Linked DNA regions of Homo sapiens: region 1 is linked to region 2. The links are chromatin contacts, found by Hi-C or POLR2A ChIA-PET in ENCODE. All regions are on one chromosome and are shown on one strand. Each heading gives the region's core, a stretch centred on a gene start or an enhancer-like site at or near the end of the contact. The rest is flanking DNA. Distances are from core to core; before and after follow the strand shown. Region 1 has its middle 7.9 kb from the start of MIR4732. Region 2 overlaps FAM222B (family with sequence similarity 222 member B).

Evidence for each region. A loop is a pair of places that touch in the nucleus more often than their neighbours do. ChIA-PET counts read pairs that join two places held with the same protein, here RNA polymerase II (POLR2A). Pooled maps may share reads with other maps.
Region 1: a map of endothelial cell of hepatic sinusoid shows a loop between it and region 2 (5-fold over the local background). The contact joins two enhancer-like sites. A Hi-C loop is called at or near these places in 18 of 168 maps with a recorded cell type or tissue (Caco-2, Calu3, G401 and 13 more), 19 of 37 single-sample maps with no recorded cell type and 14 of 50 pooled maps. POLR2A ChIA-PET finds 5 or more read pairs at or near these places in 21 of 52 experiments (AG04450, GM10248, H1 and 15 more).

The regions. Positions count from the first base shown.
Region 1 is chr17:28,866,439-28,872,767 of GRCh38, forward strand. No RefSeq gene overlaps it. Among named protein-coding and RNA genes, the nearest start is that of MIR4732, 7.9 kb to the left of the region's middle. RefSeq lists an enhancer at 5,129-5,198. Within about 2 kb of position 4,898, at least 7 of the 41 ENCODE cell types and tissues checked have a DNase peak (open chromatin) inside an H3K27ac peak, as active enhancers do.
Region 2 is chr17:28,759,768-28,766,323 of GRCh38, forward strand. It overlaps FAM222B (family with sequence similarity 222 member B), which reads right to left. Exons shown (of 3, transcript NM_001077498.3): 3 at 1-109. Among named protein-coding and RNA genes, the nearest start is that of TRAF4, 19 kb to the left of the region's middle. RefSeq lists enhancers at 915-1,512, 1,513-2,109. Within about 2 kb of position 1,609, at least 17 of the 41 ENCODE cell types and tissues checked have a DNase peak (open chromatin) inside an H3K27ac peak, as active enhancers do.

The DNA.
Region 1 (6,329 bases), core at 3,648-6,147, 110 kb after region 2:
AGCCTGACCAACATGGAGAAACCCTATCTCTACTAAAAATACAAAATTAGCCGGGCGTGATGGTGCATGCCTGTAATCCAAACTACTCAGGAGGCTGAGGCAGGAGAGTCATTTGAACCCGGGAGGCAGAGGCAGCAGTGAGCTGAGATCATCCTATTGTACTCCAGCCTGGGCAACAAGAGCAAAACTCCATCTCAAAAAAAAAAAAAAAAAAAATTAGTCAGCTGTGGTGGCACATGCCTGTATTCCTAGCTACTTGGGAGGCTGGGGTGAGAACATTGCTTGACCCCGGGAGACTGAGGCTGCAGTGAACTATGATTGCAGCAGCACTGAACTCCAGCATGGGAGGCTGGCTGAGTGAGACCCTGTTTCTAAAAAATAAATAATAAATTCAGCGGGTAGAATTACTCTTATTTTCCTCTTGGTTGCTTTACTATGTCTCATGACATTAGCAATTTTATACAAGGATAAAAGGAGGCCAAATAATATGGTTATTCAAACAGTTATTCAGTGTTTTCTCATTCAATGTCTCATAGCACAGACAGTAGCAAAACTCATTCAGGAACAAAGGACTTTGAGAAATTTTGAGAAGCTGGAAAACTGGTTTTTCGTTTTGTTTTGTTTTGTTTGTTTTTTGAGACTGAGTCTCGCTCTGTTGCCAGGCTGGAGTGCAGTGGCACAATCTCAGCTCACTGCAACCTCTGCCTCCCGGGTTCAAGGGATTCTCTGGCCTCAGCCTCCCGAGTAGCTGGGACTACAGGCGCCCACCACCATGCCCAGCTAATTTTTGTATTTTTAGTAGAGACGGGGTTTCACCATGTTGGTCAGGATGGTCTTGAACCCCCTACCTCAGGTGATCCGCCTGCCCGGCCACTGTTTTTTTTTTTTGTTTTTTTTTTCTTTTAAAAATGATAGGGTCTCATTCTATTGCCCAGGCTGGAGTGCAGTGGTGCGGTGTTGTGGTCATAACTCACTTCTGCGCTCAAGGGATCCCCCTACCTCAGCCTCTCAAGAGTAACTGAGTAAGCATTCCTCCCGCATCAGCCTTCCAAAGTGCTGAGATTACAGATGTGAGCCACTGCGCCCAGCCTGGAAAACCATTCTAATCCTTACCCTCCATGAGGTCAATGGGGCTTGAGATTTAGGAGTTTGTCAGAGAGGCCTGCTCCACTTCATCCTGACTGGTCTGTGAAGCTTCTCTTCACTCTCCCTGACACTTCCCTCTCGAGGTCCAGGCTTGGGACCTGCTCTTACTGTTGTCCTCATCACAGTGTGGCAAATTCCCTTGTTTGTCCCCAACCATTCCATGAATGGGCACCTTGTCTGAACCATCTCCCTGGCCCAGCACCCGGGATTTATCCTGGGAGGTGTTCAGAGAACGCCTTACATGGAACAGATGCTCAAGCATATGTTCCCTTATACTCTTTATGCCGTTCAGCCCCATGAGGAAGTGTGCATGTTGAGCACTGTACCCAGATGCCCCTGGAGCCCTTCCAGGGAGTGGGGTCCTAGGAATGGCTTTCCTGGGGGCTTTGCCGATGTCCATCCATCTCCAAAAGACACCTGCATGCCATTTTCACGATAGAGAAACTAAGGTTCAGGGAGGAAGTGCTTGGCCCGAGTCTTATAGTGAGCAGAACTACAGCCCTGTTCTCCAGACCCCACACCCTGGCTCTATGCACAAACCCGCTAGGAATAGGGTAGATTTTGTGTCTTTGTGAGGCCTTTTTGAGTTTCAATGGAATCAAACCTAAGTTCTGCCAGTTACCAGTAATGTGATTCTGAGCCTCCTTATCTATTATAGGGATGAGAATAATACCTGCCTCACAAGATCCTTCAGAAGATTCAGTAAAATCTAGCTGGGCACGGTGGCTCACACTTGTAATCTTAGTACTTTGGGAGGCCAAGGTGGGTGGATCACTTGAAGTTAGGAGTTGGAGACCAGCCTGTTCAACGTGGCAAAACCCTGCCTCTACTAAAAATACAAAAAAAGGTCGCTGGGTGTGCTGGCAGGCACCTGTAATCCCAGCTACTCAAGAGGCTGAGGCAGGAGAATCACTTGAACCTGGGAGGCGGAGGCTGCATTGAGCTGAGATTGCGTCGCTGTACTCCAGCCAGGGCGACAGAGTGAAACTCCATCTCAAAACAACAGCAAACAAACAAACAAGATTCAGTGAAATCGTGTAAGAAAGCCCCTGAATGATGCAAGGATTCCTTCTGTGTTTCTACTTATGCAGGCAGACTCCACTCATCTATCGGACCTCTTTTTTTTTTTTTTTTCCAGAGACTGGAGTGCAGTGGTACAATCACAGCACGTTGCAACCTTGAATTCCTGGACTCAAGGAATCCTCCTGCCTCAGTCCCCCAAGTAGCTGGGACTGCAGGCCCATACCACCACACCCAGGAAAAAATTTGTTTTCTCGCTCTGTCGCCCAGGCTGAAATGCAGTGGCACAGTCTTGGCTTAATGCAGCCTCTGCCTCTGGGTTCAAGAGATTCTCCTGCCTCAGCTCCCGAGTAGCTGGGATTACAGGCATGCACCACTCCTGGCTAATTATTTTTTGTATTTTTAGTAGAAACGGGGTTTCACCATGTTGGCCAGGCTGGTCTCAAATTTCTGACCTCCAGTGATCTGCCTACCTTGGCCTCCCAAAGTACTGGGATTACAGGCATGAGCCTGTACGTGAGCACCCGGCTCCACGTATTTTTTTTTTTTTTTTTTTGAGAGGGTGTCTTGCTCTGTTCCACAGGCTGGAGTGCAGTGGTGCAATCTCGGCTCACTGCAACCTCCATCTTCCGGGTTCAAGCAATTCTCTGTCTCAGCCTCCTGAGCAGCTGGGATTACAGGTGTCCGCCACCACGCCTGGCTAATTTTTGTATTTTTAGTAGAGATGGGGTTTCACCATCTTGTCCAGGCTGGTCTTGAACTCCAGACCTCGTGATACACCCGCCTTGGCCTCCCAAAGTGCTGGGATTACAGGCATGAGCCACCACGCCTGGCCTGGCTCCAGGTACAGGTAATATATATATATATTTTAAGACCGAGTCTCGCTCTGTAGCCAGGCTGGAGTGCAGTGGCGTGATTTGGGCTCACTGCAACCTCTGTGTCCTGGGTTCAAGCTATTCTCCTGCCTCAGCCTCCCAAGTAGCTGTAACTATAGGCGTGTGCCACCACACCCAGCTAATTTTTGTATTTGTATTTATTATTTTTTTTTGAGACGGAGTTTCGCTCTTGTCACCCAGGCTGGAGTGCAGTGGCACGATCTTGGCTCACCACAACCTCCTCCTCCCATGTCCAAGTGATTCTCCTGCCTCAGCCTCCAGAGTAGCTGGGATTATCCGCACGTGCCACCACGCCCAGCTAATTTTGTATTTTTAGTACAGTCGGGGTTTCTCCATGTTGGTCAGGCTGGTCTTGAGCTCTCGACTTCAGGTGATCCACCCACCTCGGCCTCCCAAAGTGCTGGGATTACAGGCGTGAGCCACTGTTCCCGGCCCTAATTTTTGTGTTTTTAGTAGAGATGGGGTTTTACCATGTTGGGCAGGATGATCTCTATCTCTTGACCTCATGATCTGCCCACTTCGGCCTCCCAAAGTGCTGGGATTACGGGCGTCAGCCACCGCGCCCGGCTCCAGGTAATTTTAAAACAAAATTTTTGTAGAAGCCTGGTGTGGTGGTTCATGCCTATAATCCCAGCTCTTTGGGAGGCTGAGGCGAGTGGATTGCTTGAGGCCAGGAGTTGGAGACCAGCCTAGGCAACATGACAAAATCCATCTCTACATAAAATACAAAAATTAGCCTGGTGTGGTGGCATGTACCTGTAGTTCCAGCTACTCAGAAGGCTAAGGTGGGAGGATCGCTTGAGCCTGGGAGGTTGAAGCTGCAGTGAGCCGTGATCGCACCACTGCACTTCAGCCTGGGTGACAGAGTGAGACCCTGTCTTAAAAAAATTTTTTTAGGGCCAGGCGCAGTGGCTCAGGCCTGTAATCCCAGTACTTTGGGAGGCCAAGGTGGGTGGATCACGAGGTCAGCAGTTCGAGACTATCCTGACCAATGCGGTGAAACCCCGTCTCTACTAAAAATACAAAAAAATTAGCTGGGCATGGTGGTGGGCACCTGTAATCCCAGCTACTTGGGAGGCTGAGGCAGGAGAATCTCTTCAAACCAGAAGGTGGAGGTTGCAGTGAGCCAAGGCTGGACCACTGCACTCTAGCCTGGGCAACGAGAGCAAAACTCCATCTCAGAAAAAAAAATTTTTTTTTTTAAATAGAGATAGAGGCCAGGCACAGTGGCATACGCCTATAATCCTAGCACTTTGGGAGGCCGAAGCAGGCAAATCACTTGAGGTCAGGAGTTCAAGACCAGCTTGGCCAACGTGGTGAAACCGTGTCTCTACCAAAAATAGAAAAATTAGCTGGGCATGGTGGCAGGCGCCTGTAATCTCAGCTACTCGGGAGGCTGAGACAGGAGAATTGCTGGAACCTGGGAGGCGGAGGTTGCAGTGAGCCGAGATCACGCCACTGCACTCCAACCCAGGCTGACAACAGTGACCAAAAAAAAAAAATAGAGATGGGGGTTCTCACTGTGCAACCCAGCCTGATCTCAAACTCCTGGCCTCAAGCAAACCTCCCACCTCAGCCCTTAAAAGTTCTGGGATTACAGGCATGAGCCACCATGCCTAGTCATCTAATCCCTTGTTTAGCCTCTTCCACACACTGCTCTTGGGCAGCTGCAATCCAGCAACAATCCCCTCTCCTTTCTCTGACCTCCTGCAGTTTATGAGCCAAGCCTTCTCATGAAGCTCACTTGTCCTGAAATCACAGGCCCATGTTTGGCTTGAACCAGAGCTTTCGCCTTCACAGTTCAGGGGTTGTACATTAGGGTTCTTGCTTCCTGTCTAGGAGTACTGAGAGCTAGCAGGAAATAAGCACAGCTTCTGACTGACTTGTCAGAGTCCGGGCTCCACCACACTACCGCTGAGTGATTCTGGCCCCTGCACCTGATCTTAGAGTCTTGGCTTCCTCAACAGTAAAATGGGGTTCAGGCCAGGTTCAGTGGCTCATGCCTGTAATCCCAGCAGTTTGAAGGCCGTGGTGGGCGGATCCCTTGAGGTCAGGAGTTTGAGACCAGCCTGGACGACATGGCGAAACCCTGTCTCTACTAAAAATACAAAAATTAGCCACGCGTGGTGGTAGGCGCCTGTAATCCCAGCTACTCGAGAGGCTGAGGGAGGAGAATCTCTTGAACCTAGGAGGCAGAAGTTGCAGTGAGCCGAGATAGTGCCATTACACTCCAGGCTGGGTGACAGAGTGAGACTCTGTTTCAAAAAAAAAAAAAAAAAAGGCCGAGCGCGGTGGTTCACACCTATAATCCCAGCACTTTGGGAGCTTGAGGCGGGCAGATCACGAGGTCAGGAGTTCGAGACCAGCCTGACCAACATGGTGAAACTCCATCTCTACTAAAAATACAAAAATTAGCTGGGCTTGTTGGCACAGGCCTGTAATCCCAGCTACTGAGGAGGCTGAGGCAGGAGAATTGCTTGAAACCGGGGAGGCGGAGGTTGCAGTGAGCCGAGATCGTGCCACTGCACTCCAGCCTGGGCGACAGAGCAAGATTCTGTCTCAAAAAAAAGGGGTTCAAATGCTTTCTTTTCCATGCTGGTGAAGATGAAATGAGACAGTGAAGGTGGATAGTTCTAACCTAGAGCCTGGCACATGAACAACAGGAGCTCAACAGATGCCAAGCTCCTTCCTTCCTGGCTTTGCAGTGGGCTTTCCCTGTTTACTCTCTCCAACGGGGCATACACCTGTGGGCGCTCGTGCTCACTCATACCCGTGCACGTACACGTGATAGTGTCCCCCTTGCACCCCTGTTGAGACACATACTGAGTCAGAAATGGAAATTTTCCTCTCAACACCTCCCTAACTCTATTCATCAGCTTCCAGTTCCTATTCTCTGGGTCAGTGGGGACTCTCAAGTCCAGACTTGGGCCATGACCTTTCCAGTCTCCTGGTACAGTTCTTTCTTTTTTTTTTCTTTCTTTTTTTTTTTTTTTTGAGACGGAGTCTGGCTTTGTCCCCCAGGCTGGAGTGTAGTGGTGTGATCTCGGCTCACTGCAAGCTCCACTTCCCAGGTTCACACCATTCTCCTGCCTCAGCCTCCCGAGTAGCTGGAACTACAGGTGCCCGACACCACGCCCGGCTAATTTTTGTATTTTTAGTAGAGATGGGGTTTCACCGTGTTAGCCAGGATGGTCTTGATCTCCTGACCTCGTGATCCGCCTGCCTCGGCCTCCCAAAGTGCTGGGATTACAGGCGTGAGCCACTGCG
Region 2 (6,556 bases), core at 359-2,858:
TTGGGGAAGATTTTTATAGTCAGTGGGTTGTTTGCGACCTTCTTAGCATACGCATCCAATTCGGCTGGGGTAGGATAGTGAGCAGTTCTCATTTTCTGTGTAGTGTCCCCTAGAGAGAGAGAATGGGAAGGAGAGCAAAGAGGGAGAGGGAGCTCATCAGTGCCAAGGCAAACAGCCCTTCCAGATTCCCCTTTTGAGGGCCTGGGGTGGGGTGGGGAAATGACTAGATTGTCATCTGTAGCCTTCATTCGAGACCCAGCTTCAGTCTTCACATTAACAAGCACTGCTAATGTTCAGTAAGTGCTTATAGTGGGCCAGGCCTTCTGCCAGATGACAGGCCATCTCAATGAATCCTCACTATTGCTGTAGAAGCAGGCACTATCATCATTTACATTTTATAAATGAGGTAAGTAGAGATCAGAACAGCAAAGCATCTTTCAAAGTCTCATATCTTGCAGAACCAGAATTTGGCCAATTCTCAGAGAGGTAACCGAGAGTTCTCCCCCTACACAGAAATTCAGGGTCGCTGGGCACGGTGGCTCACACTTGTAAATCCCAGCATTTTGGGAGGCCAAGGTGGGTGGATCATCTGAGGTCAGGAGTTCAAGACCAGCCTGGGCAACATGGCGAAACCCCGTCTCTACTAAAAATACAAAAAGTTAGCCAGGCGTGATGGCAAGCACCTGTAATCCCAGCTACTTGGGAGGCTGAGGCAGGAGGATTAATTGCTTGAACCCAGGAGGCGGAGGTTGCAGTGAGCCGACATCGCACCACTGCACTCCAACCTGGGCGACAGAGCAAGACTCTGTCTCAGAAAAAGAAAAAAAAAAAAGAGAGAAATGCAGGGTCTGGAACTCTACCAGCCCATGTGGCTTGGGGGTAGGTTCTAAGCAAAGCTCCTTGTCAGGGCCATGGTGGCCCTTCAGTCTAGAGGGTACCCAGAGCTACGACTCTTCAGTCTGCAGGGACCAATGAGGGATCAGCTTTCCCTTGCATCTTGGCAGCTGGGGGGCTTTGCCCACTGGGTGGGCACCCTGAACAGTAGACAGAATGCTTCCTTTCAGGAGCAGAGGAATAAGCTGCCAACATCTCTCCCCTTCCCCATGTCACAAGTTCACTTTTGTTTACAGTTTACTCTATGCCCGACTGGATGAGGATCAAAGGCTTTATTTATTTGCTTGAGAAGGAAGATAATAATGACAGGGCAGCAGGGAGGGAATTGAGAAGAAAGGATTCAGAGCATCTTTCAGTCCTTTCAGTCCTGAGAGCCAAAAATAGTCTGTATTTGGTCCATGTCAGCTGTCATTTTCCAAAAAGAAAGAGGAAAAACCTGCCTGCCTTTGGAGACTGCGGAAATGCCCACTCGGTGTGCCTCATTAATGTTAACAGTCTCTTTGTTCCCATCTCCTGTTGCCTCCCATCAGGGGGCTCAGCGGATGTCCGGCTTCCAGTCAAAAAGGAAAAGGTTCTGAGAACAAGGGCTCTTTAAGGATGCCAACCTCCTGCAAGGGGGCTCTGCTCTACTCTCTCGTCTCTGAGGGAGGGTCTCCCCTGAGTATACACAAAAGGTGCCTAATAAATGCTTGCTGAATGAGTACACAGACTGCCCAAAGCAGAAGTGGCTTGGCAGGAAGCCCAGGCTCAGCTAGCCGACTCTCTCCTTACTTCCTCCTCTTGCAAAAGGCAGGAGGATAGGCCAACGACTAATCTGACTGAATGCCCAGCTTGTGGCCTCAGGTGGCCTTGGCCCAAAGGAGACTCTATTCAAAGTCACATCACTGGGCATCACCTAGAACAAAGGTAGGCTAATGAGCATATTAGAAGGAAAATGGGTACAGCTCTCTTTGTTTGGTGATAATGCTGGTTAGCAACTCCTGCTCTGGGAAGCAGGAAAAGAAAGCTCAAGTCAGGAGGGGCAGAGAGATTTGGGCCCATGCTCACAAGCAGATCTGGGCAAAAAGAGCCAGGCATCCCCACCTCCCAAAACAGGTCTGTGCTTTCAAATACTGGCAAAAAAGTCTGGGATCACTGATTGAGAGCAAGTCCCTAAACTCAAGACATCAGAATTCCAACAGAAGCTGCCTTGGTCAACCACTGTACCTATGTGTCTTATTGGTCATAATCTCATATAATACTCCTAGCACAGTGCTTTAAACCTAGCCCACCTCCATGCTGGTGGGCTTCTCTCCTTGAAATCCAAGTAGAAGTCGTATAGTACCTTGATGAGTAGAAGAGTCCCTTTGTTCCAAGTTAGTACCAACTCTGAGGTTTTTTTTAGCAGAGGCAAGGGGGAAGCTTGACCTCATTCAGGAGTATGGAAGGGGACACTTATCCACATTGATTAGTTTTCTTTGTCCTGCCTCCACTGATGCTGAAATGGTGAAGAGGGCTGTCAAAGGATTCAGAAATAAAGTGAAATGAGGGTAGGGAGGGTGGCCACAAGGCTACAGTAGCTTTGTTAAGGAAGAACCCCAAAGATGAGTACAGTATATTGAACAAAAAAGGGGTATCATTCTGGGAATACAGCACCATCTACCTCACATACCAGACTTAAGCCTAACTCTTAAAAAAAGTTTTCTGCTGGGCGCAGTGGCTCATGCCTGTAATCCTGGCACTTTGGGAGGCCGAGGCGGGTGGATCATGAGGTCAGGAGTTCAAGACCAGCCTGCCCAGCATGGTGAAACCCTGTCTCTACTAAAAATACAAAAAATTAGCCTGGGATGGTGGAGCGCACTTGTAGTCCCAGCTACTTGGGAGGCTGAGGCAGGAGAATTGCTTGAACCCGGCAGGTGGAGGTTGCAGTGAGCAAAGATTGCACCACTGCACTCCAGCCTGGGTGACAGAGCGAGACTCCATCTCAAAAAAAAAAAAAAAAAAAAAAGTTTTCTCAGCTGGGCATGGTGGCTCACGCCTGTAATCCCAGCACTTTGGGAGGCCGAGGTGGGTGGATCACGAGGTCAGGAGTTCAAGACCAGCCTGGCCAAGATGGAGAAACCCCGTCTCTACTAAAAAAATACAAAAAATTAGCCGGGCATGGTGGCAGGTGCCTGTAATCCCAGCTACTCGGGAGGCTGAGGCAAAGAATTGCTTAAACCCGGGAGGCAGGGTTGCAGTGAGCCAAGATCGCACCACTGCACTCCAACCTGGGTGACAGAGTAAGACTCCGTCTCAAAAAAAAAAAAAAAAGTTTTCTCAACACTTATCACAGCCCCCACACAGGCACCCTGACTACTTATTTTCTTCTGTAATGTATTTCTGTAACTACACAGCCAACACAGATACCACAGCTTTGTAAGCGACTTACTTAAATAGCTTATACCAATAGTGTCATTAATAGAGACATAGACAATGTAGGGAATAGGAAATCTGTAGTTTGTAAAGGGTTAGAGAAACCTGTATTCAAGTACTAGCTTCATCATTTGCCCATACTGAGAGCCTGTCATTCCTCAATTATCAACAGGGATGAATTCTGCTCTCCTACTTCACAGAATTACTAAGATCGAGAGTCAATGAACATTTTCACTAAATGAGCATTTTCATTGAAAATGAAACAATGATGGTCAATAGTTACCATTCAAGGATAGCAGATGTGGCTGAGTCTGACCACAGACAACACAAAGAAAACTGACTAAGGAAGCCCCAACTGCAGGACAACCTGGCCTTCAGCCTGAGAGTTAAATGTAACAGAAAGCACTGCTGTCTATTCCAGGATGGACTGGAGGCAATTTTCTGCCTGAAATTCAGTCCTCCCAATGGAGACCTCTCTGTTCATCCTTCTGTTTTGAAGGTCAGAGGGCACAGGTGGCATAGGCAACAGGAACCTCTATCTGTAGGCAGAGAGGCACAGGCAATGTGTTCAAACACAGATTTCAGAGTCTGAGCTGAGTATGGGCCAGTCACAGGACTGTCATGTGGCACTGGCAAGTGACAAACCCTCTCTCTATACCTTATCCTTCTGACAAAGGCAAGAGAGTCTTCCATATGGAATTTTTGAGGAATGGGTGACAACATATGTGAAAATATTCAATATAGTGCCTGGCACATGGTAGCAACTTGACAAATGTTAGCTATTATTTCTATGACTTTATCCAGTCATTGGGTCAATCTGCCATTTCCAGACCCCTCCACTAGGGGGCAGATATGCACATAAAGAAGCAGTAAAAGAAGGTAATTTTGGCATTTGTCCCCAGAGCCCCAGTGTTCTGCCATGGAAGGAAATCAAAGTTGTTATCTGAAGATGGTTTAAGGACCAAGGACCTTTTATCAGCTATTCAAACAGTAAATATTTACAGAGCCACTACTATATTGTGATCCTGAGAAGGGGAAATACAGAGCAGAGGTTTAGGATTAAGAAAGAAAAAATTTCCAGTGGCGCATGCCTGTAATCTGAGCTACTCGAGAGACTAAGGCAGGAGCACTGCTTAAACCCGGGAGATGGAGGTTGCAGTGAACCGAGATTGCGCCACTGCACTCCAGTCTGGGTGACAGAGGGAGACTCCATCTCAAAAAAAAAAAAAAAAAAAAAAAGGGCCGGGCATGGTGGCTCATGCCTGTAATCCCACTACTCAGGAGACTGAGGCGGGAGAATCACTTGAACTTGGGAGGCGGAGGTTGCAGTGAGCCGAGATCGTGCCACTGCACTCCAGCCTGGGTGACAAGAGCAAAAGTCCTCCTCAAAATAATAAAATAAAATAAAGTGGGCTGGGTGTGGTGGCTCACACCTGTAATCCCAGCACTTTGAGAGGCCGAGGCAGGCGGATCACCTGAAGTCGGGAGTTCGAGACCAGCCTGACCAACATGAAGAAACCCTGTCTCTACTGAAAATACAAAATTAGCTGGGCGTGGTGGTGCATGCCTGTAATCTCAGCTACTCAAGAGGCTGAGGTAGAGAATCGCTTGAACCCAGAAGGCGGAGGTTGCGTTGAGCCGAGATCACGCCATTGCACTCCAGCCTAGCAACAAGAGCAAAACTCTATCTAAAAAAAATAATTAAAAAAAAAATAAAAATAATAAAAGTGAACACCAAGATAAAGCTGCCAATTTGCCCGTCCTCCAAATGGCTTTTCCCTTGATATCACATCTTTGGGTAAAGCTGTCAGAGTGTGTTAAGGAACCCAGAACAAAGGAAGCTTCTCTTTGTCATCTTACTGCATGCCTCTAAGTACGTTCCCTCTCCAGTTGTGTCCCCAGAAGCCCAGAAATAGGCACGATGCAGTTAGGATGCTGATTTGGATGACCAGAGAGTATAACATAACACCTTCATCACCCAATCATCACTTATTAAGATAAAGGATGGGTTGAGAAAGCTATAGCAGAGCTTGCCTTATTGTGTCAGGCAACTGTAGAAGGAGGACTACCACCTTCAGCTGTTATTACATAGAGCTGGATTCACTGGCCAAATTCCAGAACTAGCCAGGCTCTGAGTCTTACGCTCTCTCAAAGAAATGAAGTCTAAAGGCTGGACCATTTTTAACTTCTGATGATGTTCTCACATGGCAGGGGCTGGCAAACGACAGCCTGCGTGCCTGGTCCAGTTGCTGTTTTTTTGTAAAAAAGTTTCACTGGAACACAGACACCCTCATTTGTTTATTGTCTGTGGCTGCCGTTGCCCTACAATGCCAGAGTTGAGTAGATGCAACAGAGACCACATGGCCCACAAAGCTTAAATTATTGGCTATCTGGGCTTTACAGAAAGTTTGTTAACCCCTGTCATAAGGGGTTCAGTTAAGGTGCTGAAGCACCTTTCCTATCAAAGGGAAGCCTAGCCACCTCAATGATTTCCCCTTTGTGCTCTGAATGGAAGGTCTATTCCAAATTTAGGGCTGTTTTTACACCTGAAGATACTATACATGGTAATGTGCCAAGAATAGAATATTTTCCTTGCAGATCATGTATTACAGGGAGAGAAGGTAGGAAGGAGTCCGGGAAAATATGAAGTATAAAACCCCAATTCCAGAAAGTTAAGACAAGAATCTAACAGTTTTCAAAGGCTCAATCTTCTGGGAAGTGTATTAGCAGGAAAATGCCCAGAGAGACTGAGAAAGCTAGCTCTCCATCTCTTCTGAGGGCAAAAGCTCCCTGACTTCCTGTGAACTAAAGTCACACTGACTCAGAAGGCAGGTAGCAAAGCCAAAGGGAACTGTCTGTTTCCATGGTAGACTACTAAGAGAGTTCAAAACAAGAGAACAGCATAGTTTATTTCAGAGATATAGTAAGTAATCTGGACTGTGAGTTTTCATTCAATTCCCTATGAAGGTTCAAACTGAAACACCTTTTTTAAGGGTGATATATATATATATATTTCCCCTGAAGCTCTTTATAGTTTTGTTGTTCAACAGAAAGCTATCAGCAACAATTAAAATTGAGATACAATGGGGAATTACAGAATTTAAGCAGACCCCTAATGGCTGGACACAGTGGCTCACACCTGTAATCCCAGCACTTTGGGAGGCCAAGTTAGGGGCATCACCTGAGATCAGGAGTTTGAGACCAGCCTGGCCAACATGGTGAAACCCTATCTCTACTAAAAATAGAAAATTAGCCAGGCATGGTGGTG